2 separate regions of the Homo sapiens genome follow, and region 2 is linked to region 1. The links are chromatin contacts, found by Hi-C or POLR2A ChIA-PET in ENCODE. All regions are on one chromosome and are shown on one strand. The core of a region is the stretch at or near the end of the contact, and the rest is flanking DNA. Distances in the headings are between cores, read along the strand shown.

Evidence for each region. A loop is a pair of places that touch in the nucleus more often than their neighbours do. ChIA-PET counts read pairs that join two places held with the same protein, here RNA polymerase II (POLR2A). Pooled maps may share reads with other maps.
Region 2: a map of aorta shows a loop between it and region 1 (2.7-fold over the local background). The contact joins the promoter of LINC00502 here to the promoter of ANKRD1 in region 1. A Hi-C loop is called at or near these places in 7 of 168 maps with a recorded cell type or tissue (Caco-2, Calu3, IMR-90 and 4 more) and 15 of 50 pooled maps. POLR2A ChIA-PET finds 5 or more read pairs at or near these places in 5 of 52 experiments (AG04450, IMR-90, MCF 10A and 2 more).

What each region holds. Positions count from the first base shown.
Region 1 is chr10:90,919,340-90,922,374 of GRCh38, reverse strand. It overlaps ANKRD1 (ankyrin repeat domain 1), which reads left to right and starts at 1,288. Exons shown (of 9, transcript NM_014391.3): 1 at 1,288-1,374; 2 at 2,027-2,206. The coding sequence starts at 1,348.
Region 2 is chr10:91,044,388-91,047,558 of GRCh38, reverse strand. It overlaps LINC00502 (long intergenic non-protein coding RNA 502), which reads right to left and starts at 1,751. Exons shown (of 4, transcript NR_047467.2): 1 at 1,629-1,751; 2 at 441-547.

The DNA of each region.
Region 1 (3,035 bases), core at 39-2,538:
AATTCCCTTCTCCCATTCTTCTCTCCTTTCTTTTACTGAAAAAAACCCAGTTTTTCCTGAAACTATAAAAAGACCCCAGTATTTTTACATAATTTACACCTCAAAGATTAGAAACCAGAAATAGAGACCTTTTTCAACCCTTCCGGAAGCAAAGTGCATTATCCCTCCAGCCACGTGTCTCAAATCTTGATGCATCAGAATCATCTGGGTGCTTTGAAATTCAAGATGATTCCTACGAGTTACCATAAATCAACTCAGAATTCCCTGGAGTGGGGCCCAGGGATCTGTATTTCTGACAAGCTCCCACAGGTGATTCCTTTCCCCACAGCATTTGAGAACTTCAGCTCAATGACCTAATCAGAGTCCTGCCATTGCTAATAACTGGTCTCATTTTTTTCATATATATATATAGTATTTTTGGTAGAGATGGGATTTTGCCATGTTGCCCAGGCTAGTATTGAACTCCTAAGCTAAGCAATCTTCCTGTCTCTGCCTCCCAAAATGTTGGGATTACAGGTGTAAGCCACTGCACCCGGCTGATAGCTGGTTTCATTTACTCTATTTCTTGACCACTCTGATCCATTTTGAAGTAAAAATGCTCCAATTATTATGCTGTTTTAGAACACGGTAAGCATGTCATGTGCTAATTATGGCCAGTGACATCATAAAAGAAAAGTGCATTACTGAATGCTTTCAATTTCTTATAATGATGGTAAGGTGGCATGTCATGGGGCCTATTTAGCCCCAGACATCACTCCAAAGAATTCCAAACAGATATAGACAAGTGCCTTTAGGGCCCAGATCCCTTCCCCTCAGGCTGTTTACCCAGGGAATAGGATGTCCTGGGACAAGTTTCCCCTAAGTGAAGTGTTGATAAGTCTGCTTATCAGAAAGATATTACTGGGGGTGTGATATGTAGGGCATCTACATTTTCTTGATAGGTAGTCATATGAAAGCTGACAAAGAAAAAAAGGGCAGTGATGTGGTGCAATGTCAACAGACAGCTGTCCCCTGACTCTTGACAAATAGGATGACTTGCATTGCTGAGCGATGTGATCACCACCAAAGGAATGGCCCTCTCACATTTCTTCCTGATTCACATATTCAGCAGGGTTAGCTTGTCCTCCCCTCCCTCTTCAGCTTCCCAGACACTGAGTCTGGAATGAAAATTCACCTGCCTCTGAGTTGGCTCCTAATGGGGGTGGGAGTGTTACTTCGGTTCCCAGGTTGGAAGATTATCTCACCCGGCCCCAGCTATATAAGCTGACCGGTGTGGAGGGGCCCAGCAGGGCCAACTCCAGGGATTCCTTCCACGACAGAAAAACATACAAGACTCCTTCAGCCAACATGATGGTACTGAAAGTAGAGGAACTGGTATGTAAGATGCATTAATTTTATAAAATGAAAACTGGTTCATCTTGGTTTTTATTTGAAAATTGAAATGCCCTTTGCTTTCAGGTGTAATGCAAGGGAACTCTGAAAATGTCATATATGGAAAAAGGTTGATGTGATGAAACAAGTGAAATTGGAAAAAAAAAATGGAGCTACCAGTAATGAATTCTCTGCATATTTCCTATTTAATATCTTCTCCTTTGGTTTTATTACTACAGTGTGGAATCACGTGTAGTTATCAAAATGTCTTAGGGAAGAAGTGTTATTGAAAGAATGTAAGCCCGGAAACTTTACAATAAGGCGAAACTCATCAAAAGTACCTAAAGTTGAGTTTTAATTAAGCAGAGAAGGTTTTTGATTTTCCTAAAAGAAATGTGATTAAGCAGATTAAAAGTAGATTTAATCTGTCAACCTAACCCAAGCTTTGATTTAACCAAGAGAGTAGGACAAGCATCTGAAGGTAATTCTGGGACAATTGTAGCAGTGTGCATCGCAGCTTGAGATCTGAGAGTGCACTGCTCAAAGGTGGCTGTTCCCAGGGGAGAAGGACCAAGAGCCTCCTGCGGCATTGTCTGTGAAGAATGACCCAGGACGAGGCTGCTGCTTCTGACGCTGCCATCTTCTTCCCTCATAGGTCACTGGAAAGAAGAATGGCAATGGGGAGGCAGGGGAATTCCTTCCTGAGGATTTCAGAGATGGAGAGTATGAAGCTGCTGTTACTTTAGAGAAGCAGGAGGATCTGAAGACACTTCTAGCCCACCCTGTGACCCTGGGGGAGCAACAGTGGAAAAGCGAGAAACAACGAGAGGCAGAGGTGAGAGCCATCTGTGGAATCCACTAGTAGGATGTTGGGGCTGGGGTAGGGAATGGAAATGTCAGGGAAGGAGAAGAGAGAAACAAACCCAATCATTAAGATGTCTCTTTACCAGATTCTAACCCGTAAAGAGGCAACTTGTATGGAACAGGTTTTGGGAAATAACTCTTTGACAAGACTATGACCTCTGAATTCTGAATCAATGAATAAATGTGCTGTGACCATGTTTTGATTGAAAGATACACATGTCCAGTGAATTCCTGATGTTACACACCATGTAGTTAATCCCAAGCAACGGAGATCTCTTTTTCTCAATAACATGGTCTGTGGTCCATAGATCATTGTTTAACTGTCTGCTATCTGTGTTGACACAATCTGTGTTTCTGGGTGAATTTTCCTTAATTACTAACACAGATAAAATTTGCTTTAGTTAGCTGTGGTCCCTGGACAGTCTGTTTTAGAAGGCTCTGCTTAGTGAAAGAGAATGACATTGATATTTCAGAGCTTAACATTTATTGTTAGATTCTTTTTATCATGCTCAAAAATTAAACCAAGTTTTGAGCATAATTTTAAAAATCCTTTAAAAATCTAAGACTTGCTTATGGCATTAATTACAAAGTCATCACTTAGAGACCAGATCGTGTCCTCAATTGGTCAAGGGCTGATTCTACAAGCAACAGAAGTAAAGATGATGGCAATTAGCTGAAAATTAGACTCCCAGATAAATATCTGAATAAGAAATCCCTAAAATGAAGTCAAAGATTTATATAATTTTTAAAAAATGTTTTTGCTCAAACTGTTCACATGTTTATCTCAGACCTTGCAGATT
Region 2 (3,171 bases), core at 502-3,001, 120 kb before region 1:
CTTGCGGCTTTCTCTTATAATGTACTTTTTCACTTCTGCCGGATACCTGGGTTTATCAGTGCTCTGCTACTCTTGAACTCTTCTCGAGTGTGTGGAAACTTTGCACTGCTCTTCCACGTTTTCTCTGGGGTTGCTAGAGATGAGTAGAAAACCCTGGCCTTCCCTGACCCTTCCCACCCGCCCCCCACCAACCTGGGAATCTGGCATAGGAACCAGGTCTGTCTGACAATGTCCTTGCATTTAATACTGTCATCCCACCTCTTCCCATAGCCAGCTTCTTGAGTGGAAAACGTCCCCAAGCCTGCTACTGCTCCCCCTGCAGTGGTGTCTCTTGAGTTGGAAAAACAGGATGTCTTCTCTTTCAGGGCCATGATCTGAGGCAGGCTGGGAGGAGGGAGGAGGAGGCATCTGGTTGATAGCCCTTTACAAAAGGAACATACTTGTGCTTCCCAGCTCTGTGCATGCTCCAGTCAGCTCAAGTCCGACCTATTGGCTCTGTTTGATTCAGCAACTTCAGACTCTGGTTAGGCCAGATGGAAAATCAGTCCTGGAAAAACGAAAATGTAAAAAACTGTGGCAGAGAAGGTCATTCACTCCCTCATAAATCTAAACACACTAAGCCCATTGAAGGACTTGCCAGGAAAATGTGATTTTCAGTTTTCTCTTTGGGTCCAATTTATCTTTACTGCTAAGTAGTCAAGTTGAATTAGATCCAGAACCAGATACAATCCTACCATTTTTCTTTGAAGGGAGGGACCCCCACCTTCCTGTCAGTGACCTAGCTACCCCATCCTAAAGACTGGTATTTCCTAAGTTAGAAATTCTAGCAGATCTTCTTTTAGGTTTCTGAACTGGGTGCACCCTAGGTTTCCTTTTCTCAGATGAATGAGTAATTGCATCTTTTCTTCAATGCCTCACTAAAGATGAGAAACAGTCACTCAGGATTGCATTTCACTTCATTGCATTTTGCTTTTTGCAGATGGCAATTTTTCTGCATCTTATGATCTCCCTTGACCTGAAGCACAGCCCCATCTATCATCCTGACCATTCAAGTTTGTAGTTTTGAAAGATACACAATAGAATGGAATACAAGAAAGAGCAAACCTGTCCAGGAGACTTGACCAAATGAACCCTCGTGTCAATGAGGGCATTAGAATAGGCCCTGGAATACCCATACTTCCATGATATTACCACAGTTGCACGTAAATATAAAACATGCAAAGCATTCCCCAGGCTGTTATTGGCAAGAATCATAGTTCTTATCCTATGAAGATAGGAGCAGAATAGAAGAGAGTAGTCCAGGTGTGTTTCCTACCTGAATGACAAAGTGGAAATTGATGTATAATTTTCCATATGGAAACAACTTGTTTCCCCACATTCATTTCCTCAATAAGGACAGATGCCCTAAGGCAGATTCCTTCAAGATGGAGTGAGAGAGGCCTTTTTTCAGCTCCCTGTGGTAGTCTTACTATATCATCACAGAGTCTTTGCTATGCCTCCCTTCAAGAGATGGAGTTTGATGTCTTTTGCCTGGAATGTGAGTGGGACTTAGTAACTCACTTTCTAATGTAGAGAATATGGCAGGGGTGATAGCATGTCACTTACAAAGACTAGGACATAAAAGATACCTCTGGCTTCCTCTTTGCTCTCTTTGGGATCTCTTACTCTGGAAGAAGCTGGTTGTCATGTCATGAGAACACTCAAGCAGTCCTATGGAGAAGTCCACATGGTAGGACCTGGGGCCTCTTGCCAACAGCCATGAGAGTGAGCCATGCTGGAAACAGCTCCTTCAGCCCCAGTCAAGCCTTCAGATGACACAGTCCTAGACAATATCTTAACTGAAACTGCAGGAGAGACCCCGAGGCAGAGTCACCGAGTTAAACTATTCACAAATTCCTGACCCACAGAGGCTGTGAGATAATAAATGTTTGTTGTTTTAAATCCACAAAGCCATAAATTATAGAGTAATTTGCTGTGCAGCAATAGATAATGGAGTCCGCCTTGGACAATATTTCATTGGTGGTGAAAATTTCATTCTATGAGTTATTTATGATGTATACCTTTATGTTGAATGGTCATTTTTTAAAAAACTAGTCTGCTTTCACAAGGAATAGTACTAATAAAATAAATACTCTTATTAGTTTATAATCTGAGCTGCTATAACTTGACCAGACATGTTCCTAGACAATTTAGTGGATACACTTAAATGTTCCCCCTACGGATTACTTGAGTAAACAAAGAGAAAGTGGGGTCCAGACTTATCAAACCACTTCATTGTAACAACAGAGTTAAAAGGATATTGTGGGGGGTTTAAAATATGCATGCAAATTCTTTGACACCCTTCCCATTGAGAGGTGGGAGTCTCTGACCTCTCCCTGGGAATCTGAGCCAACCATAGTGACATGATTGTAATGAGTAGATGACTCTGTAGACAGCCCCAGCTGAGGTGTCAGTCAAGAGCCAGTATCAACAACCAGACACAGGAGTGAATACACCTCCCAATGAGTTTTGCTCTCAGTCATCAAGTAAGTTACTCCCCACTGTCAAGTCACCCCCAAGTTGTGACCCCATATATAATGGAGCAGAGACAAAGTATCCCCACTGTATTCTGTCCAAATTCTTGCCCCACAGAATCCAGGAACATAATAAAATGGTTGTCTTATGCCATTAAGTTTTGGGGTAGTTTGTTACATGGAATACCAACCTGAACAGATGTATGGAAACAACTTTTCTTCACCTTTCAGATTAGTTGAAAACAATACAGTTTGGAGACAAGAGCTAATTAGCAATTGAGTTAAGCTATGACCGTTAAAAGACTTAACTTCAGGGCAAAATGTAAGGTTCAGTAGAAGGGTGGCAACATGAGAGCCCAAGTAGAGAGACATCCGTATGGTTTTTGCTCTGTTGTTGTTTCCTTTTGCAAATTGCATATCTCTGAGAACATTGAAGAGCTCGTTAGGCAGCATAAATAGAGCTAGACACAGTAAGCATAAATTTTACCTTTGAGTTTTTCCCTCACTTAAAAAACATTTACAATTACAAAAAAATTCAAACAGAGAAATACAGAAAGTAATGAGACATCTAAGTTTTCTCCCCTACTACCCAGAATTCACCCAAAGTTAATATTTTTGGACATTTTGTAGATTTTATTTATTTGTTTATTTATTTTTG